2 separate regions of the Homo sapiens genome follow, and region 1 is linked to region 2. The links are chromatin loops, found by intact Hi-C in ENCODE. Cell type or tissue: Caco-2. All regions are shown on one strand. Links, peaks and the distances in the headings refer to the core of each region. The heading gives the core; the rest is flanking DNA.

What was found. Peaks named below come from ENCODE experiments on the same cell type or tissue, not always from the same donor. Only the 100,000 strongest peaks of a DNase experiment are listed, where the experiment ranks them.
Region 1: it touches region 2 in a loop (2.8-fold over the local background); 5 of 110 quality-filtered maps call a loop at or near these places.

The regions. Positions count from the first base shown.
Region 1 is chr16:77,345,442-77,361,522 of GRCh38, forward strand. ADAMTS18 (ADAM metallopeptidase with thrombospondin type 1 motif 18) reads right to left here. Exons shown (of 23, transcript NM_199355.4): 8 at 13,877-13,982; 9 at 10,499-10,636; 10 at 8,292-8,445. Among named protein-coding and RNA genes, the nearest start is that of ADAMTS18, 82 kb to the right of the region's middle. In Caco-2, for the core only: no CTCF peak of the experiment used is centred there; a DNase peak (open chromatin) is centred at 8,280.
Region 2 is chr16:77,280,264-77,296,344 of GRCh38, forward strand. ADAMTS18 (ADAM metallopeptidase with thrombospondin type 1 motif 18) reads right to left here. Exons shown (of 23, transcript NM_199355.4): 19 at 14,660-14,864; 20 at 12,813-12,995; 21 at 11,003-11,215; 22 at 9,001-9,148; 23 at 1,865-3,808. The coding sequence ends at 3,693. LOC124903727 (a long non-coding RNA gene) reads left to right here and starts at 9,013. Exons shown (of 2, transcript XR_007065122.1): 1 at 9,013-9,192. RefSeq lists an enhancer at 8,810-10,009. In Caco-2, for the core only: no CTCF peak of the experiment used is centred there; DNase peaks (open chromatin) are centred at 9,168 and 10,378.

The DNA of each region.
Region 1 (16,081 bases), core at 4,242-12,241, 64 kb after region 2:
CCTTCAAAATATTTCCAGAATCTGAACAATTATGGCCACCTTCCATTTCTACTACCCTGTTCCAAGCCACCCGACATGGAGCTCACTGCCAGATCCTCCTCACAAGCCTCAAAGGCTTTTACCCGCACCCTTGCCCAGTTTATTCTCAACACAGTGACTAGAGCTGTATTATCCAATATGATAGTTACTTTCTACATGTGGCTTGTTAAACCTGAATTTACATTACTTAAAATCAAAATAAGAATTCACTTCCTCAGGCACACTGGTCACATTTCAGGTTCATGTGTAGTAAGTACCTACCATATTGGATAACAGAGAACATTTGCATCATTATGGAGAGTTCTGCTGGATGGCACTCAGTTAGGGAGAGCCTTCCAAATCAACTCAGTGTCAGTCAGCTCATGGCACTTTTCTGCTCAAAACCCTGTTATGTCTTGTCAATTCATCACGAGAAAAATCCAAAGTCCTAACTGTCATCCACAAAGTCATATGCACTCAAGCCCCCTGTATCTCCCTGACACTGTATCCTACCAGTTTAGGTCTTGCTCACTCTGGTTTAGCCACACTGGCTCCCTGATGCTCTGCCAACACTCAAATTTTGCTCCCAAAGCGGGTCTTTACACTGGCTGTTCCACTTCTTCAACTATCTGCATCTCTCTCTTACCTCCTTCAAGTCTTTGCCTAAATTTCACCTCCTGTGACCTCGATATTAAAAAATTTAATCAGCCACCAACCAGTCAGTCTTCCAATTTTCCTTATCTTATTCCAAACTTACTTAGCACTTGTGGCTTCATTTACAACATCATTGACTTATTTATAACGTTTATTGTGTTTTGTTTTCTCCCCCACTAGCCACGAGAGTACAGAACTGTGTTTTCTCTCTGATGTATCCCAAGCACCCAAAACAGTGCCTGGTACAAAGTAGGCTTCAGTAAATCAATATATGAATAAAAATGACAGACTTTGTATTTTAAAATAGTCTTCATTTGTAATAAAGACTCTGGAATTTTTAAGAGCTTTCAAGAATTAAAAAAAATAATAACATGAAAGAACCTGGCAAACAGTATATGCTAAAAAAAACTGGATAATGAGTTTTGCATAAATTATTTCATTGTATCATCATTGTGGCCACATGACGAAAGTATGACTATCTCCTCAACATGCTCATGAGAAAATTGAGACTCAGAGAAATTAAGAAACTTCTTCCAACTTCTTTTAGCAGTTAAGTCTCTAGTTGGCCTGGATTTAAGCCCATGTATGCCTGAGTTTATTGCCCAAGTTTTTAAGCTAAGCAATAATTTAAAAGTAACAAATAACAATTAACAAGTAGGAGTCACCAAGAATTGCCCCGATGCCATTTTAAAAATCAACTTTACAGAGGTATGATTTATACAATAATATGCATTCATTTTAAGTGTACTGTTCCATGCATTTTGGCAGATATATACACCACTATAAACACCACCACATTCAAGGCAGAATATTTCCATCACTCCAAAAAGTTCCCCTGTCCCCTTTTGCAGTCAATTCCCTTCTTAGGGCAACCACCATTCTGATTTCGGTCACCAATAGGTGAGTGTTGCCTATTCTCTTAAATTTCATATAAATGGAACCATACAGAATGTACTCTTTTGTTCGGCATGTTTTTCAGTCATCCATGTTTTTGTGTGTATCAATAGTTCATTCTTCTTTATTGATGAATGGAGTTCCATTGTATGAATACAGCAAAATCTAATCTGCTTGCACATTCACCTTTTGCAGGACGTTTAAATAGTATCTAGTCTTTGGCTTCTATGAATCAAATAGTAGCTGAGAATGTTCTTGGACAAGCCTTTTTATGAACACAGTCCTTTATTTATTTCAGGTAGATACCATGGAGTACATTTGCTGGGTCAAAGGGTAAAGGTAGGTTTAACTTTCTACATTGAAACAACTCGGTCAAACCATTTCCAAAATGATTATACCACTTGACACACTCATCAGCAATATGCAGAGTTCCAGTTGCTTCTGGTCTTCGGTATCATTTGGTATTGTCAATCTTTTTAATATTCTCCATTCCAGTCAGTGTGCAGTGGTGCCCCATTATAATTTCTTTTATATATTCCTGAGAGCAATTGATATTGAGTACCATTTCATGCATTTATTGACTATGTGTATGTCTCCTTCTCTGATATATTATTTGATATATTCCTGAGAGCAATTGATATTGAGTACCATTTCATGCATTTATTGACTATGTGTATGTCTCCTTCTGTGATATATTAATTTAGTATTTTGCTCCTCCCCTCCTTTTTTGGTAAGGGGATTGGCACTGGTACCATTTTATATTTTTTCTAGGTAGATAATATGAGAGGCAGTATAGTATAATGGTTAATAGAATGTGCTACCCAGATCCAATTTTAATTCTGCCATTTGCTCATATAAAGCTTAGTAAAACATTTATTTTTATGTACTTTAGATTTCTTATCTAGAAAATGTTAATAATAGCACATCCCCCAAAGATATGGAAGTATTAATATGTATCGTGTGCTTAAAGTACTATCTGATACATAATAAGCACTGAATAAATATTAGTTATTATTATAGGATGGAAAGAGTATCTTACCCTCAATTTTCTAAGAGTTCATTCACATATAGATATCACTACAATTTTGACTCTAAAACCAGGGCCTTTTGTTTTCCTGTATACTAGCACTTTCTGACTAATCTTGCTCAGATTATTTAACTTCAATTTCCTTTCTGCTGGATTCAGGGGGGACAATAAATAATGTTCCTGTCTCTTCCACCACTAGATAAATAAGACACTGGAGTCCAAGAAATGGAAATCTAGATAATAACCTTATTACTGATAATCATGAATTGGGGAATGTGGCTGAGATCTGTGGCCAAATAGGTCTTCCAACACTATCTCCACTGCATTAGACCAACTATCCCTTCACACTTGCAGGTAGAGGAGGCAAACACAAGTCTCCCATCCGAGGCAGGCAACCTCCAGGGTGGCAGAAGAGAAGTGTGCATCCTGCAGACAGGCAGCACAAGAGAGAAGATGCTGAGACAGTACTGTGGCATGCCTGCTCAGATATAGTCTTAAACTGGTCAATCAGGTAAGTCACTCCTGCTGCTTTGAGGAGGGATGAGAGAAGAGGCAGAGGGGACATCTTCCACTTTATGGAAGTGGGAGTGCTAAAACATGTGAGCTTTGGTTATCACTGTAAGCCCAATAAATAACACTGAGTATCTGATATGACATCCAGCACATGCTAGGCATGGCAGATACTCTCTACCAATAGAGGCAAGAGATGTGTATACACAGTTAAAATGTATCACAAGTTTATAAAAGGGACACATAAGCTGGAATTGGAGCCCAGAGAAATAAATGTTTAAATCTCCCTGAGGAAATAAGGAGGTAACACTTGAATTGAATCTTTAACAACAATAAAAAAATGATTAAGTGTCACTGGGTGGCCACACAGCATACTAGAATAACAAACATATACAAAGGCTTGTAGACACGGAAAAGGAAATATTTGGAAAACACACAAGAAGATCAACATCACTGGAGCGTAAGTGCATGGGGGAAAGTTAATAGAAGTTAAAATGGCATGCAGTAAACTTGGTATGTTACAAAGTAATAGTATAATAGTATCAAATAGTATGATTCCATGCTAGGAAGTTTCTAATTATTCTCCATTCATTAATCCTGATGTCAAATTCTTAAAGAAGTGTGAAAGGAAGTTAAATGTTGGAACCCCAAACTCATTAAGCCAAATAGAAAAGTCAAGCTGGGAACTCGGTCACACAAACCTGTCTCCCCCTTTCGGTTCCTAAATAAGATGGCTACAAGATGAAAAACTACACACCTCCCCCATATTTTGCCCACAAGGAGATTCCTAGTGAGCTGTTAAAATTTCACCATGGCAATGGAAATTGATAGCTTATCTTTACAGGTGCAGTCACCCCAGCCCACCAGACACAAATGCATATCTGATTGTTCCCCTGCCCCACTGTGTCTATATTTATCTTATGTAAAATGCAGTTTCACTGCATTTTTCCTCTGCCCCATTTGTTTATGTCATCTTATGTAAAAAAAAAAAAAAAAAAAAAAAAGCCGGTTCACTGAGCCAGACAAAGTCATGAATAACTATTGTTCCCTACCCTGCTCTTACATGAAAATCGTGTACTTCTCAATTTCCCGCCATTTCCCCTTTAAAGTTGGAGCCCTCAAAATCATCTTCAGGAAAAGGCATAGACCTGTCTCCCGGGTGCATCCTTAACTTTGGCAGATACATATCCTAAAATGCTTGAGACTTGTCTCGTCATTTTTCTTGATTGACAGAAGAAATATACACCGATCCTGCTATCCTTCCAATACAATGCTCTCTAGAATGATAGGCCTGAGAACATTCACAAGAATTTAAATATCTTCCCCACGATTTCTACTCAGCTTCAAACTCTCAGTGGGTCTATGAATAAACATTAAAACTGAGCTCCTGCTATGTGACAGTAACTGTGCTGGCTACTGAGGTACAGGGTCAGCTAAAGAGGATGCATTTGTTCAGCTGCTCACTTCTAGCTTAGTAAAATAACCAGCACAGAAGTCTCGATCAGTCTGTGACAGCGCTTGGGACCCTCTGACAAACAGCATCAGCTCACTCATGGAGTCAGTAAGCATTTCTAAAGTGCAGAATAATCAAATGGGCGCTCTCTCCACTTGTTACAGAGGGAATCCTGCTTTGAGTCTTTCCAGATAACAGAACCATTAGAAAGATTCGTAACTCATTTTCTTCAACACTTTGGATGAGAACAGAGATCAAGTCTGGCATGCTGAAGACACAGAAAACTCGTGGTTGGGAAAGGAGGGGAGGATGGGGATGAGTGATCCAAAAGAGCCAGCCCCAGAGCCTTTACCAGGGCAGCCACTGGGGAAGAAGAGTCAAATGTGATGGTGGTGATGATGCTGAAGACATAAGGAAGAGAGTTAGAAGAAACCGTATTGTTTATCAAGTGATGCGACTGTACCAAGAGATGAATCCTCACCAATGAGCCATGGAGGAACTATTGTAATCTTCACCTTTCAAAGGTGAACTCTAAGGCTAAGGGAGGTTGAGTCATTTCCCCAAGCTTATAGGAAATCTCGGAACAAAATTTTAAAGCTAGGTCTTTGTGACTCCCAAATCCAGAGATTTGTGTGTGCAAATGTGTATGTGTGAACGTTCAAAATTGAAGACTGTCTAACTCAGCGACCCTCAATCTTGACTGAGCATCAGGGTCATCTAGAGCTTTTGTTAGAATATGGGTTTCTGGGTCCTAGCCCCAAAATTTCTCATTCCTTAGGCCTGGGACGAGACATTTCTCACAAGTTTCAGGTCTTGCCGATACACTGCATCTGCTGGTCTGAGAGGACACTTTGATAATTAGTTCCTTTTCGTTGTTGTTCTTCTAATCACTATGCAACCCTTTCACTATGCAATGCTTTCTAGGAGGCATGGAGGAAAAAAAAAAGTAAAGTGAGGGGAAAAGATTAGAAAGTAATAATGGGACAATAAAAGCCCTGAAGACAAACTTCACCTCTTTCCTGCGTTGCCAGAGCGGGTCTAAACTGTTTCTACTAGACAGGATGAATAAGAGATTTTGTTGCTTTGGAAATCCCTCCTGGCTAGAGCCTGGCAATATTTATGATCCTCAGAGGTGTGGCCATGGGTTCAAGTTATAAGTAGGTTTAAAAACAATACCAAAAGCTAAGGTGTGGGGAAAACAAGCTTCAGAATCTATCAAACCACCCTACCTTCTCCATTAACCTCATCACCATCTTAAATCATTTCTCTCTTAAGCAAGTCTTTCTCACCTTCCCTGTCCTTGTTTGACTCAATCTTTTATTTTGGAATTTTCATTTCTCTTTGCTCTGCTTCCCATGAAAGACCATCAGAATGAGAAGCTGTCTTTTAAAAATATAGTGAGGTCCCAGAAAGCAATCTATAATTTAAAAAGGTTGTTTAAGCCCTGCACACTGCCTGACACAGACCAGGTACCCCACAAATACATGGTTCTGAAGGAATGATAGTAATTTTAGGAACCTCCTTTGTATTTCTGAAGAAAATTATACTTATTACCAACTGTGCTTTTGCTGCATAGTATGTAATAAATTTGTGATTAATAAATAACATAATGAATCCTTTAGAATGAAGTGAACAAGAGGCAAATTAGAATACAAACTTTTTCAACAAAGTGAATGGCTACTTAACTTCTGCCAAAACCATCAACTTAACAGGAAAATAGAACAGTCTGTTAATTTTTTTTTTCTTAGAAATAGGGTCTCAGTCTGTTGCCTGACTGTACTGACTGGAGTACAGTAGTGCTATCATCCTTCACTTCAGCCTCAAACTCCTGGGCTCAAGTGATCCCCCTGCCTCAGCCTCCCTAGTAGTTGGAACTACAGGTACGTGCCACTAGCCCAGCTAACTTTTTTATTTTTTGTAAAGAGAGGGTCTAACTTTGTTGCCCAGGTTGTTCTCAAACTGCTGGCCTCAAGTGATCCTCCCACCTTGGCCTCCCCAAATCTTGACATTATAAGTATAAGCCACTACACCCAGCCAATTTGTTAGTTTTTACAGAAGGCTCACCAGCATTTCTGAAAGTAAGCTCCATGTGTCATGAAGGATACACCAAAAAAATGTGAATGACATCCGGAAAATTTTTTAATAGTTATGCATTGAAACTGTAATAGAAAAAAAATGTAATCCCATCTCAAACCTATGATTTGATGAATATTATTTCTTCGGACTGGAGTTATGTTTTGAATGTGAATTGGTTTCTAGAAAAGCAATAAATGAATAATAATATAGAGATAACACAACTAAAATAAAGAAGGTAGTTATTAATGACTGAATATTAATGACTGAAGTTTAGGAAACACTAGTAATAGTGACTGGTACCAGTCACCGGTGAAGAAGAGGAAATTTCACATCAATGTGTGTGACTTGTTTTGTTAAATTCCACCATTTAAAAGTTTGTGGCTTTGGGCAAGTTGAAAATATTTTCTGAGCTCCAGGTCAAAAGCGGTAATAATTCTTCCTTGAAGGGTTTTTGTGAAGATTGAGGTAAAGTAAAATAAATCTTTAAGTAGAATGCCTTATGTGGGGCACAGGCTCACTTAGCAACTGCTGAAGATGATAGTAAATGGTGATAGTGATGGTGATGGTGGTGGTGGTGGCAGAGAAGGAGGAATAGGGAGAGAAAGAGGAGGAAGAAGAGGAACAGGAGTAGAGGGGGAAAGAGGAGCTATAAACCTCCATAATTTCCATGCATTTTTCAGTTACTTAGAACTTCCATATTTCTCTTTGGATATTGGGAATAAACCAACTTAAAAATGATTCTACTTTTTAGTATGGGCCGGGCGGGGTGGCTCATGCCTGTAATCCCAGCACTTGGGAGGCCGAGGTGGGAGATCACGAGGTCAGGAGATCAAGACCACGGTGAAATCCCTTCTCTACTGAAAAAAACACAAAAAATTAGCCGAGCATGGTGGCTACTCAGGAGGCTGAGGCGGGAGAATGGCATGAACCTGGGAGGCGGAGCTTGCAGTGAGCCAAGATCGTGCCACTGCCCTCAAGCCTGGGCAACACAGTGAGACTCTGTCTCAAAACAACAACAACGACAACAACAACAACAAATTTACTTTCTGGTAAAGTTGAGATTGTAATACTGTCAGTAAAATGTCATTCTTGACCAAGTGTAACAACGTGTCTCTCATTTCTATAACCTGGACTTTTGTACTTTCCCAATTATCTTTTTTATAATTCTTTGAAGAAAAGATGACACAAAAATCTTATTAATATTACTAAAGATGTACCTTGAATTTATAGACAATATTAAAAAAGCTAGCTGCTAATAGTTATCCCATATTATAAAAGGCATATAATGTATTTGGGTATGGTGATGATTTGAAACGAATTAAATTAACAGGGAATAGGATCATATAGAGAACAAAAGCAGTGATTAGCAGCAGGTACAAACTATTGTTCCCAGGTTTACTAGTAGGGATAAAGTCTTCATTTAAAGAGAAAGAATTTTCTACCAAGCAGTATTTAAACCAGGCATGGTCTATGTGGATAGGCCTGGATAATTCATTGACAGTAAAATTGCCACTTAATTATCATGCCAAACAACTGACACGGTAGAGATAACCCAGAACCTAACCCTTGGCCTTGGCAAACCAAATGTTTACACTTCTGTTAGGGACACAGACACATTGCAGAGTCTTAATGTAAGTTTGAAATCACAAGCAAACATACCTTCACAAAACCAAGGCTGCATAACTTGGCTTTTGCTCCAAATTGCCATTTACACTGTGTGTCAGCATCATAAATCTGTCCTGGTAGTTTGTCCGGATATTTATACTGTCCTGCTTGCTTGGGCTCATCCACTAGACACCCCGCCTGAGGTGTGCTGTAATGACAATACATGCTTATTAATTACTCTGTTGATCTGTGATCTTTCCATTTACGACAACACACTTCTGAATGCATTCATGCAAAGAAAAATATAGCATGGTTCTAGAAACAGGTATATGTTTAAAGTTCAAATCTATGTTTATGCCAAAGAGTGAGTCCTGTCTAAGAGGATGGAATGTACACAGCCAGGAAGGGTTTTACAGGATGCTGAAAATTCTAGTCATCCAAGTGATTTGGCTTGGGATTTGACAGGAGACAGGAAAGGTTAATACATTTGAAAACTCCCATCAACAATCTTATTCAACAATATTTGACAATTTGTACTGAGTCCCTACTCTGTGGCAAACCTTAGACAAAGCACTAAAGGTACAAAATAAACCAGACAGACACAGTACCTGTCTTCATGGAGTTTTAAATCAAGTATTTTCTTTTTTTAAACAGATAATGGAGCAGAGGTCAAAGATGTACTTTAACTCACAATAAGCCTTACAGACAAAAATAAATAACATTCCTAAAGAATCAAGAGGAATAATGAACTGGGGGATGAGGCAGAAAAATTTCCTTCAGATATGTTTGACTGTGACTTGTTGAGAGCAAAAATCAGTCCTGATGGCATGGATATTCTTAGCACCTTATCTCCACTTACTTAAATAATTAAAATGTGGTACCACCGAGAAGTTAATTATCATGGTGGTTAAGTGTAATTTTGTAGTGAGACAGATGGGGGTCCTAATCAACCATGCAACCAAGACCAAGTTATGTAGCTCTTACACAGCTCATGAGTGACAATGACTCTCATAAAGGTTGTTACACAGTTCAAATGAGAAAATATAACATGCTTCATAAAGCATAATAAGCAAAGTTAGCTGCTGCTGTTATCATTATTATAACATTTAACTACAAAAGCATTTAACTACATACTAACGGAAATTCAGCCTATGTTAAGTTGATCTTGATTTTAATACTTATTAATTGCATTCTTACATGAGTTGGAAAAAATAATTTTAGTCACCAAACCATGAATTTAAAACTAATAGGAAAATCTTCATGGCAAAGCTTACTAACAAAAAGTCTGTTGATTTTTTACCACCCTTTGGGCATATGTGGTTAGATATCTTCACGTTTAATATGCTTTGTGTATAGATCTTACTAATTCTTTAAACATTTGCAAATAATACACAGTGGTACAGGTTAAAAATAAAGTATCAAAAGTGTCAATTCCCAAAGAAATTTCACTAACATCTGTTCAAAGAGATATGGGATTAGCATCTAAGTGTCCTTGTGGGTCAATATAGATTATAAAGGTAGGATTGTGTGTGTGTGTGTGTGTGTGTGTGTGTGTATTTCAACTTTGGGTTAATTGTTTAATATGAATTAAATAGTACAACTTTCCAAACTCCTACTTTTACTAATGCAACTTAAGGTTTCTGTGTTATTAAAAGCATTTTATATAGCTACCATCTTCTTTGGCTATCATTTGGACATAAAGCTAGCTCCTGGCCATTTCAAACATAATAGTCAAAGAAGAAAATGCTCTATTCATTAAAACACAAACACACACTCATACCATTTGAGCATTTTTAAAATACTCTATGACACATTGATCGATAACATTGAAATAATTAGTCACAGTAAAAAGACAATATACCTAGCAGCCTCTGGAAGTCACAGGGGAGAGATGGTTGAGTAGAGATCCTAGAGTCAGAACAGATCTAAGTGTGAGTCTTCTGTCTGCAACTTACCAGCGATAGTACCTTATGCAACACAATTAACCTAAGACTTGATTTCTCAACTCTAGATTGAGGATAATAGTATCGCTGTGAGGATTGAAGGAGGAAATATGTGGAGAACATTTAGCACAACATTAGGCTTCAATCTATTTTTTTCAACAATGTCATCATCACCATCATCATTATCATCATCATTTGTCTTTCTGTTTATTGACAGGTCAAAAGGTATTTCCACTGAGTATTCGTTTGCAGGTCTATGGAGCACAATTCTGTCATCACTCCAAACCTAGGAGCACCCCAGGATTTAACCTGTCATACCTGAGGAATTTCTTGAGATACTGGCGGCTGCAGGAAGACCATGAAAACACTCCATTGTTTCCGGTCAGTGTGGGAGACATGATATTGCCTTCAGCCTTTCTGCAGGGATTCCCTTCTCCATCGTGAATCATACCAAAGCTGAAACAGAATGAAGAAAACAAAATCCTGCTTTGTGAACCCATTTTTTTGAAGGATAATCTGAGGAAGAATAAAGATGTATTGATCATCAACAAAACCAAGTGAGAGACAGAGTTATTAAAACTGGAAAAGAGAAAGGCAAATTACTATAGATTGTTATAAAATTCACACAGAAAACTTTAAAAATGCTGAGGGCTTTGTTATATTATTTCCTGACCACAGAATCAAAGAATGGTCTAGCTGCTACATGTTTTATGGGCTGGAAAATTTTGCTCAAGTTAAAATTTAGGTATAAGCTAAGCCAAAGTGATGGAACAGCCAAATTATTTAGTTTCAAACAGTAGAATTCTTATCTTGTCACCAACCACGGAACTATGGTAAAGAAGTTCAGAGTCAGTAGGAAGTAAGTACAGAGAGATGATGATTATAAGTTGTTTATGAACTGTTCATATATAAGGCTAGCATGGTATAAAAACTTCTCTCCAACTATGATCAATTTATTAGCTGAAATCACAAACTCTAATTGTAATTAAACTCTCTTATAATAAACATTTTTTTAACATGCTTGAACCCCTTTATTGAAGGCTATTAAATCTTGACCATTACTGTTATCTTTCAGATGTATTATATGAGAAAACTTTAATTTGTTTCATCACAGAAGGGTCTAGTAATTATAGAAGAAAAACTTTAGGTGGTCTACTGTCTAGAAATCATGCACATTATACCTGAAGAATTCTCAAATTTCCTGACAGGAAGAATAAATGTGACATTAATGTGCATACCCACATAGGATACATACCATAAAGACAAAGCTTACTTCAGGCGATGTTAAAGTGGTAGAAGATGGGGAAATAAGAGTCTTTGATCTTCTCTAAAAAATTCAGCACAGAGAAAAGTCTTTTCTGAAATTTTTTTTTTTTTTTTTTTTTTTAGGGATGCAGAGGACGGAAGGATATAAATATGAATTTCATCATTAATTTAAATTGTTCTTAATCTCATTATTTAAAAGAATAAAACTTGTGTCTTAGACCATATATTTATAAGGCAGATATGACTCCTATGTAAATAAATGTTATCCTGATATAATTTCATTTATAGAGTTCGCCTTTGAAAGTAGTCTATACCAAATAAATATGTTACGATAAAAGATATGACTTTTTTTGTGACCCATGTCTATAATATGGCCATTTTTCCAGCATTCCTTCCACTTTGTCAGGAAAATAGTAGCAGGGCAACTGTATGCTATCCTATCAGTGACTTCCTTAGGTATTCAGAGGTGACCACTCAAAAATAGGTATTGACTAACGTCAATGTATACTCAGTGAAAGCATTTTCTTATCCTCAGCTTTTCCCAATTTAATTCTTCTTCTCACCTAACCAAGACGTTAAGGGGATTTCTTTGGGAGACACCCTTTCTAAATATATTTGTGAAAGTAAAAAACAGAAAGAAACCTATAAATAAAGCACGAGAAGAAACAGCAAGAATCCCAGAAACAGAGATGGGGTAGGAGAGATTGAAGCCATTACGCTAGAGGAAAAGAACTTACTTAGAACTTCAGTGGAATTTTATGTGCGTAAGAAAATCAAGTCGGAATTTAATTTTGAACTTAACAATCTTAAATTTAATTTAATAGCATTTTAGAAGATGATAACATATTTTCTTTAGCACATGCCAAATGCCATATAAATATCTCAGGAATTGTCTGTTTCAGAACTTCTTAAGTCCATGTTATTTAGAACTTAGGTATGTATTTTATTTTACCATCTGTCCTTCCCCCAACCTCTGACTTCTCTCCTGAATCCTACCTGAAGAATATGTTCTGCTTTTCCTTATCTAAAATGTTGGATTTTGATTTTGGATAATTTTAACACATATGCAAAGATAATGAAATTTTTCAATGACCAGTATTTTGAAAAGTGACACCTGTTCGGTTGGACTTCATGCTGGTAAAACAAACTTAGACATACATTTGATATGCACACATATTTTGTTTCCTGCTTTGTATGAGAAGCATTGTTCTTAGTGAGCATTTTCGCTTCTCCATTTACAATTTTAAAAATTGGCTTATTCATATCTAGGAAAGTGTGCATGTGTGTCTAAATGTGTGTGTGTGTGTATAATAATGTTGGAAATTTGTTGGATAACAATAACAACAATGATCAAGGTTTAAATTTCCTAAAGATAATAAATGTAGCTCATAGAAGATACTGGCACTGTCCGGGCGTGGTGGCTCACACCTGTAATCTCAGCACTTTGGGAAACCGAGGTCGGCAGATCACCTGTAGTCAGCATGACCAACATGGTGAAACCTCATCTGTACTAAAACTATAAAAATTAGCCAGGCATGGTAGTGGGCACTGGTAATCCCAGCTACTCAGGAGGCAGAGGCAGGAGAATCACTTGAACCCGGGAGGCGGAGGTTGCAGCGAGCCGAGATCGTGCCACTGCACTCCAGCCGGGGCGACAGACGGAGACTCTGTCTCAAAAAAAGAAAAAAGATAGCAGCACCAACATATAAAAATACCAACTATGGTTACTGAATGATGTTTGCTTTTAAGTCAAAAATTAACTAGATGCTTTGAAAATATATGAGTTATTTCCTGTATGTTGAATAAAATATACACACAAGTACACACACACAAACATCCTAAACTGGTATATCTGAAGAGTACTACACATTGAAATAATTATTTTGTAAAGTATTATACTTGTTCCAATGCAGCTGCTATTGCTCTAATGTTTGAAAATTCTCTATAGCGTTGTCTCCATCATAAAAGGAAGATTTAGTGACACCAATCAAAAGAATATTAAGTACATGCAATGTTGCCAACTAAAAGAATATTCAGTACATGCAGCAAAAGTTTTTTTAAAAAGCAGCATGCCATTATACTTTGGGAATTAATTTTTCTCCATGATTACTTCCTGTGCATAAAGAATCAGCTAGAAGTGTCTTCATTGCTGCAAAACATGAACAAAAATAAACAAATGCCTAGCAGCCCAGAGACCCCATCTGTGCACACGAAGGAGTACTGTGTGGCTATTAAGTGCTGCTGTTTAAAGAGAATGAAATCAACAACAGCTAGCCTTTAGTGAGCCCTTTGTATAGTCAGAAACTATTCTAAGCTTTACACAAGACTGATCCTCTTTGTTCTGCCTAAGTCAACAACAACGGTTAGAGGAACACCAATGAATCACCCAACTAGTTTTCACATAAAGTAGTGGTTCAAAGAGGCACTTACTTGTGCCCTGACTCATGAGCGATGGTGAAGGCAAGGCCAAGTCCTGTGTCCTCATTGATGGTACAACTTCGGTACTTAGAGCACATTCCACTGATGGGGGCAAACCCTATTGAAAGAGCAGTTTCAAATGTGAATCCAAAGGTTGCACACACAGATACATGATGATGATTTATGTCCTCAAAATGTTCTACACAGTTTTAGTTTAATAGATCAATGCATTCAGTGTTTTTGGAAAAAAAAAAAAAAAAAGATCTATAGTTCTTTGTCCTGTGTAATGATAATGTATAAATGCAACATTTCCTATTTTCTTGCTTTTGTTACATATTGTTATCAATTGATCCTTGTAAGAGCCCTGTAAGGTCAGTATGAGTACTGTAATTCCCATTTTACATTTAGTTTAGTAAGTCACAGAATATTTATATGCCTTGTCTGAGTTTATCATTCAGGTCAGAGCAACGGATAGAATGATAGCAAAACCAATGCAAAATGCTCACTGAACAGTGGCATTAACGTCACAGCTCAGGGTGTATTTTCCAAGGAAAAACACATATCCTGGTCTTTTACTAGAGCAGAAAACATGAAAATGTCTAAGCAACATGTGCAGATTAAATTCATTTTTCTCTGGTTCTTTATAATGTGGTAAGTGCTTCTGTTCCCAAAGTTACTTCCCTCTAAGAGCCATTATAAAAGCATCCCGGCCAGCCCTTAAGTCTATCTTCAAATACAATACAGTGTGTGCGAACATCTTTCTTTCCAGTTTTGGGTCCTAATAATCAGTAGAACAAATCTATGTACCCATCTAATATTAAATGCATGCTTGTGAATGGATTGTACCCACTTCATTGTCAAGACGGAAGTGAGATCAGCTGGGAAATCTAATACAAAGGCACAAATAAGGGGTGGGATCATTATCATTACTACCATCGTCATCGTCACTAAATAAATGGTTGCAAATTCACACACTGTGCTATATGTCTATTATATATCTGTGTGTGTATGTATTTATAGCTTAGGAAACCAAAGCTCAGAGAGGTGAATTAACTTGTTCAAGATCTCAGAGTCATAAATTCTACACTCAGGAATCAACCACAGACATATGGGAAGTCAAAGCCCATGCCCTTTGCATTAGGACACACTGCTTAAAGTAAGTGACCTTTTCCACAGTTGATAGAATTTCTGGTGTTTTGTTTTTTCCAAGCCTTTTAGTACATTTTGGTCTCTGGATAACAGATAACACTGTCTGCTTCTCAGAATCTCTCTTGAAAACAATGCACTGGATTATCATATGTCACTTTGCACATTCCAAATTCAGAATATGAATGGATATATACCATCTTTCATTACAAAAACCCTTTCTATGGAACAATTCCCAAAATCATTGTGTTTTTGAAGACTGTGATTAATGGTTAATTGTTAAAATAAACTTATTTATAGGACATAACAGAGAAACTGCAGAGAATTTGAGAAACATAAAAAATAAAATTTCTGCCCTGGCACAGTGGCTCATGCCCGTAATCCCAGCACTCTGGGAGGCTGAGGTGGGTGGATCATTTGAGGTCAGGAGTTCGAGACCAGCCTGGCCAACATGGTGAAACCCGTCTCTACTAAAAATACAAAAATTAGCCAGGTGTGGTGGTGGGTGCCTGTAAACCCAGCTACTCTGGAGGCTGAGGCAGGAGAATCACTTGAACATGGGAGGCAGAGGTTGCAGTGAGCCGAAATCACGCCACTGCACTCCAGCCTGAGTGACAAGAACAAGACACCATCTCAAAAAAATAAAAAAAATTCATAAAGTTTTATTAAAACACATCTGCATTCATTTATTTACATATTACTTGTGGCTGCTTTTGAACAATACAGCTGAAATGACTAGCTGCCACAGAGACCTGTGGCCTGCATAGCTTAACATATTGACTGTCTGGCCCTTCACAGAGAAAGTTTGCTGACTCCTGATTTAGACAGCCATCCATCAACTTTTAAAAAATGTTGAATTCCTATTATGTGCAATGGAATATACTAGAATATAGTATAGATATAAAAGATGCAATTCTTGCTATCACTGTCTTGTACAAATATGGAAGAAATGAGTACTTCAAAGTCAAGTAACTTCTAAAAAAGGCACTGTTACCTAGTGGCACAGTTAGGTACCATGGAGCCCAGTAAAATCCTCTTCAGCTACCTGATTCTGTGGTCATGATGCTTACA
Region 2 (16,081 bases), core at 5,145-13,144:
TGAGGATTAAATGAGATAACATATATAAATAGTTTATTACAATATCTGATTCCCATTAAACACTAATATGTGGTTGCTTATTACCAAAAGCTATAAAGAAAGACAACTTTTTTTTTTTCCTGGTGTGGTATCGTCTTTCTACCGTTAGCATATAGAACCCATGCCAAGAGAATTCTCGCTCATGCTTTCCCTCCATCTTAATGGACTTGGAGTTGCAGGCTCCAGATACTCTGGTGTGATTGCCCAGGAAATACTATCATCCCAGAGCAAAGCAATTATTACAGATAAAGACTTAGATATGCAACAAGTCTTTAAGTATACTTTGTTGAAAAGACTAGGTAAGGATTTATTATTTCTCAACCCCAGTTCCCCATATGAAATTCCCAGCTCTGCCCGTAATTTATCATTGTTAAATCACTTATTGTCAAACTCCATTCACATGCATCTCAGGGGGCAAAAAGTAGAGTTCTAAGGCCTGCATGCCCTTCTTTTTCTTTCTCTATCCCAGGGTAACGCAACACAGTCACGAGAACCCCAATGGATTTGGGTTTGAGTCCTGACCCCATCACTCAGTGACTGTGTACTAGGGCTAAATACGTAATGTCTCTGAATCCGAGTTGTCACCTGCCAACAAAGAACAATAGTATCTTCCTAAGTGGGCTATTGTTAGGATTAAATGAGATAACATATATAAATAGTTCAGTACAATACCTGATTCCCATTAAACACTAATATGTGGTTGCTTATTACCAAAAGGTATAAAGACAATTTTTTTTTCTGGGCGTGGTGGTGGGCACCTGTAATCCCAGCTACTTGGGAGGCTGAGGCAGGAAAATCGCTTGAACCTGGGAGGCGGAGGTTGCAGGGTGTTGAGATCCTATCATTGCACTCCAGCCTGGGCAACAAGAGTGAAACTCTGTCTCAAAAAAAGAACAAAATATCTTTTTTTCTGTCACGTATTTTATCTGCATCTATTCCATTTTCCATTCTTAATCATAATTTTTTGTTTGCTAAATAGCAATAAATTATATAAAAATTCTCTTAACTATAAAGATACGCATATGAACTTATGTAGACACACATGTAATCACAGATGCAGGGAAAAATACAGTATTTTCAGATCAATTGGACATAACTTTGCCCAGTTCTTATTCTCCACTGGTTTAATGATTCAAAATTTCAAAAAGCCAAGAACAATTACTTTTTATTTTTTTCATGTTTTCCTGCCCATCCTTCCCTTCCCCCTCTTTATTTTTACAAAAATATTTTACTAGAATGACTTTTAAATGTAAAAATACATTTATGGTAGTTTTATCTTAGATGATTTCCACAAATGTTCTCATGACAATTACAGGGGAACAAAATAGTGTGTCCTCAAGAGGGTAAATGTGTCATCTGTTTCATCCTAGCATTTCATACTTTGATTTCTTCAAAGGCAAACAAGAAAAATCACTAGTTGTTGAATAGCTTATCTATCTTTCCTCTTCTCAATGAAGTTACTCTGTAGATTTGTTGTTGTTGAGACAGAGTCTCTGTCTGTCACCCAGCGGGGAGTGGTGTGGCCCAATCTCCTCTCACTGCAGCCTCAGCCTCCCAAGTAGCTAGGACTACAGCTGTGTGCCACCACAGCTGGCTACTTTTTTTGTATTTTCAATAGAGACAGGGTTTTGCCATGTTGGCCAGGCTGGTTTCGAACTCCTGGACTCAGGTGATCCGTCTGCCTTGGCCTCCCGAAGTGCTGGGATTACCGAGGTGAACCGCTGCACCCAACCATTCTCTAAGAGTCCTGAGTGACATTTATACAGTTAAATTACCTTTGAAATTATGGACTTTTCACTAACTTATTCAAGAACTTAACAAGCTGTCAAAGATAAAGAAATGGAATACTTTATTATAAAACTTATAAAATAATTAAATATTACACATATATTTTGACTTTTCTCTATAATCCATGGTTTTATTCAACATTTTATCTCAAAATATTACTTAGAGAAGCAAGTGAGAACACATAATAGGCTATTAATTAATAAATTAATTTTCCATAAAATAATAAAATGATAATTATATAAAGAAATAACTTGCTGTTTTTCAGAAGGCAACGGGGTTGTAGTAGAGAAAATTTTTTTTTTTCCTGTTGATAAAATGGCCACTTCTCTAGGCCAAGCCAAGCAGATTGAGAGAAGTTCCTAAGCATTATTTCTCTGGGATTCAAGAACTCATGACTTTAATTAGAATGGGAACGAAGTATGCTGCTAAATTTAACAAACCACTGTCTAGTTGATTATGCTGAGCTGGCTAATCCAGCTTGAATTGAGACTTTTTAAAGAAGTAAAATTGGGTTACATTCATCAAAGAAGTTGAGGAATAAAGTAGAATTTATGTAAATATGCCCTTTATAACCACTTCTCAAAAAATTACAGGAGGACACAGTATTATAATTACTTTGGTTTTGGCAAAATAGTGTGATGTTTTTTCAATTGAGAACAATTTTAAACTCATTAATGCCTACCAACAGCTGGCTTCTGATGACTGAAAATACTCTTATTCAGTGAGGGTCTTGTCATATTATGATTTATTAATATTAACATAGCAAGAAGACAGATGGATTTTTTTATTACCACTGTTTACTCCTTTCTTTCTCTCTTTTTTTTTTTTTTTTTTTTGCTGTTAGCTCAATCCTAGGGCAAATTTAAACGTATCAGTTGGTAGGAAAAAGCCACAAGTGGCCTTTAATTTTCCAAGCAGCTCTGGTAGTATGTACAGAGCATTATAAATGATGGTCCTTTCTCCCTCAAAACACTGCTGTGTTTTGTCATTTAGCTCCTCCTAGATATTTTTTAAATACCAGAAATGGGTATGTAGCATTCCCAAAGAGCGGGCTGTAGCTTTTCATGGACTGATTCAGCAAGCACCAAAAGTTACGAGGTTGATAACATGTGAAGGGCATCCATATTTATCTTTTCTATGAGTTGTTTCCTTGCATGAATTTCAATTACATGGAGATCTTAAACAGTCCATGTTGCCCTATTTTCATAATATTCCTTGGAATACTTTTCAAGTTGTCAATTTTAGTCTCAGAGACTCTCTATAAGCAGAATATAGTTTACACAAAATAATAAAGACACACGCACACCAAATAAACATAACATGAAGCTTGCCAGTCCAGCAGCAAGCACAATTGCGAGCACCATTTGGCTTCTCATAGAACTCCTGGCTTGGGTGTTCACAGGGTTAGTCGAACTGTGAACTCCACGCAACAGTTAGGCAAGGTATTCCATCCAGATTTGAAAGTTCTGAGTCTCAGTCTTTGACCTGAAGTCATAAAGGACCTTTTTAAAACAGATGTCTTTGCCCTTGAACCCTTTGAAGTTCAAAAGGGGGTCTCTCCCCAAATCGACGTATCTCAGTGTGATTCACCACTTCTTGCATATAACAGTGCAAATCAAAGATTTTTTTTAAAGTCAGATTTGTCATCGCTTCCCATTTTCAAGTGCTTCAGAGTACCACGTGCTTCAGGGAATTGAGCTAGAAGCCTACTGGCAACCTGTCTGTTCCTCAGAGCAGGCTCCTTCATCACAGCGGCAGCTCACAGATGGTTCTCGGTGCTCAGCTCCTGGTCTCAAAGGCAGCTGGTCTCTCTAGAGGTTGAAAGGTAAGCCCCTGGCCCTAAGGTGCTGGGGAGGACACCAAGATCAGATCTTCCTTGTGCATGACTTGCAGCATTGTTTTCCGTAAAACTTGTGGTTGCAGACACCATGCTGAGGAACTAGGTGACACCAGTTGAAGAAATCTACGCAGGATGGATCCTCTAAAATAAGAAAATATATTTAGCATGTTGGCTAGGGTGTCTATCCTTTTTCTTTTTTTTTTTTTTTGAGATGGAGTCTCACTCTGTTACCTAGGCTGGAGTGCAGTGGTGTGGTGTGATCTCCGCTCACTGCAATCTCTGCTGCCCAGGTTCAAACGATTCTCCTGCCTAAGCTTCCCAAGTAGCAGGGACTATAGGCAAGTGCCACCAAGCCCAGCTAATTTTTGTATTTTTAGTAGAGACGGGGTTTTCCACCATGCTGGCCAGGCTGGTCTCAAATTCCTGAGCTCAAGTGATCTGCCTGCTTCGGCCTCCCAAAGTACTGGGATTACAGGTGTGATCCACCGGGCCCAGCCTTTGGTGATTTGCATATTATGATTTATTAATATTAACATAGCACCTTTTTCTTAAGGTGAGGGCCTACAGAACAAAGGTCTTGGGCCCACCTCCCTTGTGCCTCTATGTGGTTTTTCCCATTAAACATTGGGACTTTGGTAGGGGGGTGAGGTAGGGGCAGGATTTAGATGCCAAGAAAAGACTCTGACCATTAGCAAAATTAAATGATTTGTTTTTAAAAAATGTCACATCTAATCCAAGATCAATGTCTGATCCTCCCTATGTAGCCTGGGAGCTACCATGGAATTCAGTGTCCAGGGAAATACCCTAAAATGGTGCTTTAGGGATCCCCTAAGGATATTGTTGTACCACTAGTACCGCTGGTTCTGATTGAGAAGGGCTGTCAGAGGGGAGCATTAAGGGAGGGTGTGCTGCTGGTCCACGAACTATAATTTCAGGAGCAAGAAGCCTGATGTATTGGGAGTCAAGCCACCTTATTTGCCTGCAAATGGGTTGAGATTAACTGAAAAAGCCGGGTCTCCAACAGTCTGTGTAGGTTTAAGTCAATCTCAACCAGTTTGCAAGTAAATAAATTTAAGTCAACACCAGTCCTTTCTAATTTCTTTAGTTGTTCAATGAGCAGGACAGATGTGATTATTTCACTGTACATCAAGAATTCTTACTCAGATGGGCCTCAGGAGATAGGAAATGCAAGTGAATGGGTATGTAAACATAAGTGCATGTTGTAGGAGCAAGGGCCCAGTCATTTCACTGTTTTGTTTGAGATGGAATTTTGCTCTTGTTGCCCAGGCTGGAGTGCAATGGTATAATCTCGGCTCACTGCATCCTCCGCCTCATGTATTCAAATGGTTCTCCTGCGTAAGCCTCCTGGGTAGCTGGGATTACAGGCACCCACCACCACGCCCAGTTAATTTTTGTATTTTTAGTAGAGATGGGGTTTCACCATGTTGGTCACGCTGGTCTCGAACTCCTGACCTCGGGTGATCCGTCTGCCTCAGCCTCCCAAAGTGCTGGAATTACAGGTGTGAGGCACACCCCCGGCCATTTTACTGTATTTTTAAGGCACAGTTTTGACTTTAAAAATATTTAGAGTATACACTACACATAATTCAGAAATGCTTAGAGTTCCTTCTTCAAGCCTTGATTTTTCTGCCTAAAATTCCTTTTTATACATCCCCTTCATGTAAGTAAGTCAGGCAGGAGAAGTGAGATGTATTACTATTCTGTCAGTATAAGTGCTTTTTTTGATTATAATTACTAACAGCTGGTTGTTTGAGCTTCTACTGTGAGTCAGGTATTTCATTTACACTATTGAAGATGACCTTGGAATCATTTCTTTGCTTCACGTTCTCCATGCAATCAGCAGATACTCTTGGCTCAATCTTTAAAATGCACCCAGCATCCAACCTCTTCAGTACTGCCACTGCTCTAGTGGAACCTCCTCCAACCGCTTCCTGGCAGAGTTGACAAGTCCTTGTTCTACTCGAGACAACCTGCACTCCTTTCACCTTAACTGCCAGTAATCTTCCTAAAGCTAGATCCTATTGCTCTTCTCTTCTGCTCAAAGTTCTCCATTGGCTTCCATCGTACTCAGCGTTAAATCTGAAATCCTTACACTGACTGACAAGGCCTCCAGTCCCACTTTTCATGTATTGCTTAACCACTCTTCACCTTGTTTCTTGTACTCCAAGCATCGTGCCATTCCTCAATTAGATTAGTATATTCCTGCCTCGGGGACTTTGGGGTCTCTCTGCCAGGAACACTCTCCTAGAGCCATATGTGGTTCACCTTCCTTGAGGTCTCTGTTTAAGTGCTAAATAATCAAGTGGTCGTGCCTGATCATTATAATCTGAAGGTGTTTTCCTATTTCCTCACCCCTTCACCCCTGCTACTTTACTTTCTGACACTGTGTGCTAATTGGTTGATTTGTTGTCCGTTTCCATTTTGAAGCAAGCTTGTCAGAAGGTGGGAGCCGTGCCTGTTTATTTTGTAATCAGACCCCAGAACAGTTTCTGGTTCACAGTAAGCACTAAAGACATGTGTGAAAAATGGAATTACCTTCTTTAATACTCAAAACAGTCTTTCGAAGTAAGCATTATTTCCCAGTTTTATGAATGCTCAGAAAGTTCAAAACTTGCTCAAAGCTCCATAGCTAGCTCCATAGCTACTGAGTGTCAAGTCAGTGTGGATTCAACTCTATTTTTATGATTTTAGGGTCCTTGCTCCTTCCACTGTACAATGCTGCCTGCCCCCATCTGAAGATGTGGGATTCCATGAGGAGCAGCTTATTAGTATTGAGTGCCTGCTCATCCTTAACTTAATATGACTAGTCTGCAGCCCAGGTAGCTTCCAGACACGTAAACACCCAGTTTCAATGCAGTGTGACACAAGTCTCTGGGTGGTATGACTGCTTTAGGGCCTTCTCTCTTTTCTGAAGAGAATTTTATGTATAATATGTACAGTGCAACCATAAGGATGGCTTCCCCAAGGTGGAGATCCAACCAAGATACCCAGATAAGGCATCACACACTGATGATGATATACAATGACTGCCCCTAGACTGGCACTCAGTATGGGCAGGGATCTGGGGGACAACAAAGCTGTTTGGTGACACTGGATGACAGGAGGATGCAGCCATGGGCAGAATGGTCTTCTCTAGGGTCTAGTTTAAGTGACTACAATGGGTAGAAACTTCTACCCAAGTGGAAGCTCCATAAGGGGAGGAAACTCTCACAGTGCCTAGCAGAGTACCGTACCTGGTCCACAGTGGGGGGCTCAGAGAAGAGGCAAAGAACGGAATCTTCTTCCGTCACCATGCGCCTCCTTACTGCTCACTAATGTTTTCTGAAAACTCACAGCCAGAAAATACACTCAAACGACATTCATAGTAGTCACCCTGCCAAGCATGTAATCATCCCTATACTTGGGATGGGAATGGGAGAAAATCCTCAACTTAGTAAACTGTAGGCCACATTTTTGGGTCAGAACAAACACGTGGGCTCGTATCCTTTATTCTTCCAAAAGCCACCTGACTCAGCCATGAGGCACAGAGAGAAACTCCTCTTTTTGAGACAGGGTCTCAAAAAAAGCCCAGGCTGGAGTGCAGTGGTGCAATCTCGGGTCACTGCAACCTTCACCTCCTGGGTTCAAGAGATCCTCCCACCTCCCCAGTAGCTAGGCCTACGGGCACCTGCCACCACACCCAGCTAGTTTTTATATTCTTAGTAGAGACGGGGTTTCACCATATTAGCCAGGCTGGTCTCAAACTCCGGACCTCAGGTGATCCACCCGCCTCAGCCTCCCAAAGTGTTGGGATTACAGGTGTGAGCCACAGCACTCAGCCAAGCTCCTCTTTTAATAAGCCATTTCTCATATGCACCCTATGACTCCCCTCATTCCAGCACCACAGGTAGAACTGACCATCACTGTAACACTGTGAATATTCCACCACTTATTTGTTGTTGTAGCTTTCTTTTAAGAACAGGACCTTTTAAGAATAGGACCCAGCTGTATTCTTTCATCCCTAGAAGAGTGCTGGAGGTATATAAGGTGCTTGGTGACTTGGCTTTGAACAAGATCGAGGACCTCACAGCACTTTTCACATGATCTTTCATGTAGCCCTACACTCATGCATTTATTCATTTAAGACTTATTGAGTACCTGTTGCGTGCCCATTGTGGTATTAGGTGCTGGGTGAGCCAAAAATAACAAGACAAATGGCCTCCTTGGACCATACGTGCATGTTGACTTTCCCCATCCTTCCAGGAGATACTGTTGGGCAATTTCATAATTGGTCATTGTCGTTGGGGGTGCTGGTGGCCTTCTAGGCTGAATCTTTCTTTGGTAATTAAGGGTGGAAATGAGAAATCACTGATAGTCTGGAAGAACATGACCGCTTGCTCATTTCTTCCCTATGTAGTATCCCAGCATGGACTAGGATGATCTGGCTCTGAGTAACTGCTACAGAGCTATTTTTTTTTTGGTCTTGTGCAAGATTCTTTAGCACGAGGCAAGCAGATTAGGCTGAAAGATATTTCCTGGCATTTGTCAGATTACTTCAAATAGTGAAGAATGGTACAGTTTACTCAGACTTTCCATTTTCCTATCAGTACTCACTGCACTTCCCTTGAACTAACTTTAAGAAAACATTTAGGTATAGTCCTAGGGCAATACATATTCACTGATGACTATTACTTTTGATTTCTGAATTTTTTATATCTTCAACAAACATGAACATCTTTATATATGGATTATAGTTGTCTCCTCCATTAAAATATGAGCTCCTTGAGGGCTATTGTTGTTCACCTTTATGTTCCCATTTTCAAATTAATAATGGTTAAAAAGCATTATTGTAGCAATTAAATATTCCCTTCAGACCCATGCAAACAAGATCACTAGGATAGGCTGGGCATGTGGCTTGTGACAGTAAACCCAGAACTTGAGGCCAGGAGTTCGAGATCAGCCTGGCCAACATGGTGAAACCCTGTCTCTACTAAAAATTCAAAAATTAGCCAGGCGTGGTGGTGCACACCTATAATCCCAGCTACTCAGGAGGCTGAGGCAGGAGAATGGCATGAACCCGGGAGGCAGAGGTTACAGTGAGCTGTGTACTCCCACCTGCATGACAGACTGAGACTGTCTGAAAAAGATTATTTGGACAGCAACTTCCCCAGAGTGGTGCCTTATACAACTCCAGGGAGCACTGTCACATAGACTTCGGGTGAATGGCTTACCCTAGAGTTGTACAATGTCACAGGCTGCACTACTAACAAAGTAGCCTTTGAAAAAATTATCTAAAGACTAGTAAAGTTGACTGGAGCATGGTGCCTTTTTACCTCTCTTTTCAGGAGCTGGACAGAAGTTTGTATTACAGGCTCGTAGCACCGGAGGTTTCTGATGGAGCAGACAACTTGAGGAAGGCCGGCCTTGCTGAACACAGTGGACTGACCGGGTCTGGACCCCTCCCCCACAGGTGACTGTGCACTGCAGCAGAGAGAAGAGGAAGGAGTCAGAAACACTCTACTGAGGTCAGTGACATCAAACAGAAGGAATTCCCATGCTTCATGACATTAACAAGATGCCTGCTGATGAAACAGATTGGCTGGAGCCAGGCACATGTGCTTACAGTCCACAGCATCTATCCTAACAAGTGTGATCCCTTTGATCTGATTAGAAGGGTTTTAGGCAAATGCTATCTATCTAGCCCAAGAGTGTGTGTCTCCCAGTTAAGTGACTCACTCATAAAGAAGAGAAGCTCCAGAAATACAGAAGCTGCTCTAAGAATGCAGAAACAAATACAGACACACCTAGGGAGTTAATCACAGGATTTAAAGAATTCCAGACAATCTGTGCAGCTGCAGTAGTGGAGGACATAGTTCAAAACTGGGACAGAAAAAGAAATGGTCAGAGACAGCTCTGGAATTAGGTCCTCGGTGCCCAGCCACATTCTGAGTTGGCATGACAGAGTTGGTGCTTCTTAGGAGTCGCTGATTTCAGTGTGCAATTAAAAATTTTCAAAAGTAGACAACTCAACTGTCTTTCTTCCAGACAGCCATATGAAAAATTTATAAAGATACTTCATAACAAAAGGAAAACCAGGGAAAAATGTAGCCCTTTAAATGGATTTTTCTTATTTTAAAAAGTTACTACATTAATTTTTCTTAAATGTACATATGCATTATAATTGACTGTAGTTTCTGTCTCAATTAAAATTTAAGGGCAAGTCTTGTTATCAAATTATCTAAACTAGGAGTTTGTAAACTTTTCCTTTAAAGGGGAAGATAGATAGTAAATATTTCAGGCTGTATAGGCATACGGCCTCTGTTGCAAGTACTCCTCACTGCCGTTGTAGCACTAAAGCAGCTGTGGTCAATATATTAAGCAAATGAACATGGCTACATTCCAGTTAAACTTTATAAAAACAGGCAGGTATTGGGGGAGCAGATTTGGCTGGGTGGCAACTGTTTGCTGACCCCTTAATCTAAATAAACTTATTAGAGTCAATTTTAAAAAGAAATCCCCAGCAATATGTGTAACACCTAGCACAATGCCTGGCCAGAGAAAATCAGGCTAATTTCCTTTCCTCTCATCCATGTGTTGGTTTCCAGATCCTCCCAGATAGATAACGTACGTACATATTGATACCTCTACCCGGACTCTGTGATTAATGGTGAGGTGGGGAGCACCCGAGTCCTCTGAACTGAACAGCTGTGCAGCAACATCTGCTGGGTGGAATGCTGGAAGGACCGCGTCACACACCAATCCTAGCTAAAGTTTCACCCAAGTCTTCTGAAAAGAAGGGTGCCTCTAGCATCTGATAAGTTTAAAAGCGAAGTATCCTTGGCTGAATTGCCTGACATTCTGAGCTTTAGGGACCATACTACCCCTGAATAGGAGTACTTAGCACCGTGCATAGTAATAGCTTGACAAATATTAGCTATTACATTGTTCAGAAACATGATGTAAGAACCAAATGAGTAAAGGCTGTGAGCAGCATTTCTAAAACAGAAAGACTCGAGTGGTAGTTTCCGTAGCAACAGCAATGACCAACATTAGCAGTGTATAACTGGCCTGGTGGTAAGTGTTTTACATACATTTTCTGATGAACAAAAACAAATCAACTCTCCCAGATAATGATTTTCTAGATGTGAAAACTGAGGTTTACAGATTGTTACCTGCCCAGGGCCAAAGAACAAAACCCATTCTGCCTTCAGAACTTGAGCCCTTAGTTGTTTTTACTTAGACAACCATTAACAGACTAAGAGCAACTGTTTGCAGAACGCCTCATTTTTCGACATCTCACTTGAATAGACACCTCCTCAATCGGCCTGTACCCACCTGCTGCCACGGCAATGAATACCATCCAGCTACCATGTTGTACACTGGATGGGCTGGGCAAGCCCGTCGGTTGCAGGTCTCTTCCAAGTCCAGATTTGGTTTCTTAATATTACGGCATCTTCGCTCTGGGAAAGTTATCAGCTTTCCCTGGAAGCCCTTCTCGCTGCACTTCATCTCCCTCTTCCTCACACCCAAACCACAGGTTGCAGAACACTAGGAGCCAAGACAGGATGTGTAAAAGTGAAGACTGCCAGGATCACATCTTCTGGACAGAGGCAGTTTGACATAAGGTTGCACCATCCACATGAAATAGGAGGGATGGGATTACACAAGGTCAACCACACTCACTCGAGGATCTTACAGATACAGCAGCCAAGTACCTCATGCTATAGGTAAGGAAACCAAAGTTCAGAGAACGGAACTGACTTTCCCAAAATCACACAGATCATTAGCCTCATAAAGTAAAAAAGGAACCTTGGGATGCCACATGGGTGTGAGATGGAGTCCAGGAGAAAGGCAAGATGGGCAAAAGAATTTCCAGGTTTAGGGTTACACACTTACAGGTCCAGGTCTACCTAAGGCCTGAGGAGTTAGGAATCTGAGTTGAAGAGGGTAAGGGCCAGAGAAAAGGATTCAGAGCTTAATGGGAAAAACCACTGTACAGCAAATAATTGCTCTTTAAATATACCCAACCTCTCACACACAGGAGGTAACATGATGAGGGTCAAAAGTATCCTTTTAGGAAAAATATCCTTTTAGGCTGGGTGCAGTGGCTCAGGCCTGTAATCACAGCAGTTTGGAAGTCTGGGGCAGGTGGATCACTTGAGCCCAGGAGTTCAAGACCAGCCTCAGCAACATGGTGAAGCCTCAGCAACATGGTGAAACCACATCTCTATAAAAATTAGCCAGGTATAGTGGTGCATGCCTCTAGTCCGAGGCAGCAGATTACCTGAGCGAGGGAGGTGGAGGCTGCAGTGAGCTGAGATTTTGCCACTGCACTCTAGGACAACAGAGCAAGACCCTGTCTCAAAAATAAAAAATTTACTCCCCAGTATTTGTGAGAGATATTTCTAGTGTGTCACCCAAGGCCCTCATGATTTTTCCACCCCATCCCATGTCCCTTCTTTACTAAATGTGCAGTCCCCTGTCATCACTCCTGTGTAGAGGCTGCACCCTCTGTCTGGGACAACCTTGCCCCAAATCCCCTTTTGCTTTGATTCCTGCTCATTTTTCAGGCCATGCTCCCTAGAAAGTCTCTTCTGACAAGGGTTCTTCCCAAAGACCGGCTTGGGTGAAGCTTGAGCTCTCCCATAAAATGACAGACTTCTATCAAGTCACTTGACGTGTGCTTTCTCTGCGTGTGCTTTATGAAGTCTTGCGCCCCTACTGCCCAGACATAGGCTTGATCAATGTGGGGGTGCTTTAGCAATGTTTCGTGAAGAAATCAGGAGAGAACTGGGAAGTAGCAGGCATTTGGTATCAATGTGTGCAACACAAAGGAGTTTTGTGAGCCTAGATGCTAGCAGGTCAGCTGAGCATCTCAAGAAACCTCCAGCAGTGACTTTTTTTTTTGAGACAGAGTCTCACTCTGTCGCCCAGGCTGGAGTGCAGTGGCGCAATCTCAGCTCACTGCAAACTCCGCCTCCTGGGTTCACGCCATGCTCCTGCCTCAGCCTCCCCAGTAGATCAGACTACAGGCGCCTGCCACCTTGCCTGGCTAATTTTTTGTATTTTTAGTAGAGACAGGGTTTCACTGTGTTAGCCAGGATGGTCTCAATCTCCTGACCCAGCAGTGACTTCTAATCCATACCTCGCTCCACGAAGAAGCGACCCACTGTAGCCGGCTGTTCTTGGGGCATCGTCCAAGCACACAGCCCTCCTGCAGCTCAGGTCTGGGGAGACTGGTACACTGGCTCTCGGGGAGGGTTTCTGCGGCAGAGCCCTTGCAGAGGAGTTCACGCTTCCTCACCCCTCGTCCACAGGTCTTGGAACACTTGAGAAGACAAAAAAGTTCTATTTGCATTCCCATTAGGTTTCAGTAGCCACATTAAAAAAAAAAACAACACACTAAATATATTCCTGTGAAAGGTGGGATAAACTCCATGAACTAAAGCTCTTTTTACGAGATCTACTTAACCACCCCCATTCCCATTACCCACCATACATATCTGGCTAAAACAATTATTTGAATTCTTTCTGTAAATTATATTGCTAACTGCAAAGAAAGAGACTAGACTCAACACCATGTACTATTTAGATTTACCCTCTGCTATAAAGGAATATATTCTCTCATTTGAAAGAACCCCTAAACAAGCTCAAAAATATTCTCTCTCCCTCCTGACCCCTAATTCCCTAACGTATCAGTCTCCAATTTCTTTGGCACCAGGGTCGGCTTTTGCAGAACACTGTATTTCCATGGACGGGCAGGGTGGTGCTTTGGGGATAAAACTGTTCCACCTCAGATCATCACGCATGAGATTCTCATAAGTAACATGCATCCTAGATCCGTCACCTGTGCAGTTCACAACAGGGTTCAAACTCCTCTGAGAACCTAACGCTGCCACTGATTTGACAGGAGGTGGAGTTTAGTCTGTGATGCTGGCCTGCTGCTCATCTCCTGCTGGGCAGCCCAGTTCCTTACAGACCACAAACAGGTACTTGTTCATGACCTGGGGGTTGGGGACCCTTGTGCTAACAGATATGTCCTAACATTAAAAAATAAAGCCCTACTCTGACCTCTGGTAGTGTATTGCTGAAATTAATCAGAAAGCAGCACCCTCCAGCATGTAATATACGCTAAAGGAAAACACAGAAGAACTGTCATCAGTGGCTGCTACCTGGCCCCATGGTTCAGGTGGTAAAACTCTTGCCGTTTTTTCATTCTTCCCCATAATTTGTTTGCCAGCAGTGATTGAGCAGTGGTTGAGCTATCATCTGCAAGGGAAGCTGTAGGGAAGGGCTTCTTCCCTTCAGCACCACTGACATTTTGGATCAGATAATTCTTTGTGGTGAGGAGCTGGCCTGGGCTGTGTAGGACATTCACCTCTACCCACTAGATGCCAGGAGCACTCATCTCCCCAAGTTGTGACATCAAAATGTCTCCTGGTAGGCAAACTTACCCACGGTTGAGAACCTTTGCTTTAGAGGGAATTCTGAGCTGTGAACGACAAGGTAGCTCTCTGTCCCTTCTAACTTTAAAATTTTATGGCTTTCACTGGGAATTTGTGACCATAGCAAACTTTATGCCCTACTTTTCTCTGTATTCTTCTAACTTTACCTCTTTCCCATTGAAGCAAGAGTTAAATATCTCTTCGATGCTTCATTCTTTGTATTTGCGTTTCCCATTTGCTTTGGAGAATTCAGTAGCCAGTCTTCTGATACTGGAATCCTTTCTAGCTGTGCTCACGAGTCTGGCCTAAATGGCCCCCACACTCCAATTTCTGTTCCTCTAAGGAGGATTCTAAGCTCTGGGAGAGGGGTGCCAAAACTTCAGATTTCCTAAAGAACATTAGTTAAAATGCAGATTCCCAGGCACATGAACTCAGGGTGATTTCCATGAACATGTAAACTGCCAAGAGCCCAGTGGAGAGCAAAGACACCTCTACTTTTGCCTTCATGGGGACCGAGAATAGTAACTCCCAAGTTTTCTCCTGTTACCTGAGACCAGGGTCCAAGGCTCCATTGTGGAGGGCAGGCATGGCTGTTGCAGGCTTGGACCTGAGTGGGTGTGCTCACTGGACAGAGAGAATGCAACACTGCTTCCTCCTTTTGGAAGGGCTTCTTTTGCACACACTGGATCTTTCGGCTCTGCTGGCCTCCAGCACAGGCCTTGCTGCATGTACTCCATTCACCTGGCATCCAGCTTTCAGTGCAAAACAAACATTACCAATGAAGCCAAACTTTGTATGATAACTTCCAAAGCAGTTACTGTGAAAGGTAAACCACCTATGGAAGCCATGAATCAATTTCAGAACCAATAAGATAAGTTATTCTAATTGTTCTTTGAGGGATCCAGAGGCTTATACTAATGTGATTGAGATATAAATAATCACATTTAATCATCCCACAGTTCTACAAATATACTCCCGCCTCTGCATGAGAAGAAATACATGCCACTTTAAAATCTGCACAATTCATTGAGCCAAATTTGTTGGGATTTTAACTATGTGTCAGGGACTCTCCTAAGCATTAGGATTAGAAAAATTAAGGCAGCAGCCTTCTTTCCATTAAGGAGCCTATAACACAGTAAAGAGGTGGATATGTGAACAAATAAAGACAGTACTTTCTGATAAGTGCTGCAATGGAAGTCAACATAAAATACAATGAGGAGGCTCATGGAACAGTCATCAATGAGAGAGAAAGAGAGGGAGGTTTGTGCAGGAGAGAGGGGTACATTTAGAGAAGGTCTCACAGAGGATATTTTTAAGTGGGTACTTCCCCAAATTACTTTTCTGATTACACCTGAATTTAGTGATAGGTTAAATACCTACCTTCATTTTCTTTAAAATTTGCCAGACCAGTTTTTTTTTAATAGCTATCTGTCTGAGACTTGGTATATATTTGAACGGTTATCAATTGAAACTTTTTTTGTTTTTGAGATGGAGTCTTGCTCTTGTTGCCCAGGCTGGAGTGCAATGGCTCGATCTCAGCTCACTGCAACCTCTGCCTCCCAGGCTCAAGTGATTCTCCTGCCTCAGCCTCAGATTATGACAAATGCACTATTATTTACAAGAAAAAAAAAAGTGTGTGTGTGTATATATATATACACACACATATACGCACATCTTTATATATAAAGATTGTGTAATACGATTGCATCACCACAAACCAAACACTACTTATGAAGATGATCTAAAACATTGGTGAATGCAACACTGCTTTAGAAGAAACTCCCATCCATTTTATATAAATATATTTGGCAGAAGATAAATCACATGAAAGAGACTCCCTTTAACTGGGAAGATTACTTAAAATTAGTCTTCAAACAATAGTGTGGCTAAAGTCAATCCAAGAACAAACTCACTGAGCCCCTCCAAGGCTGCCATCATCAGCGGTGGAGTTACCACTTGGCCTATACCC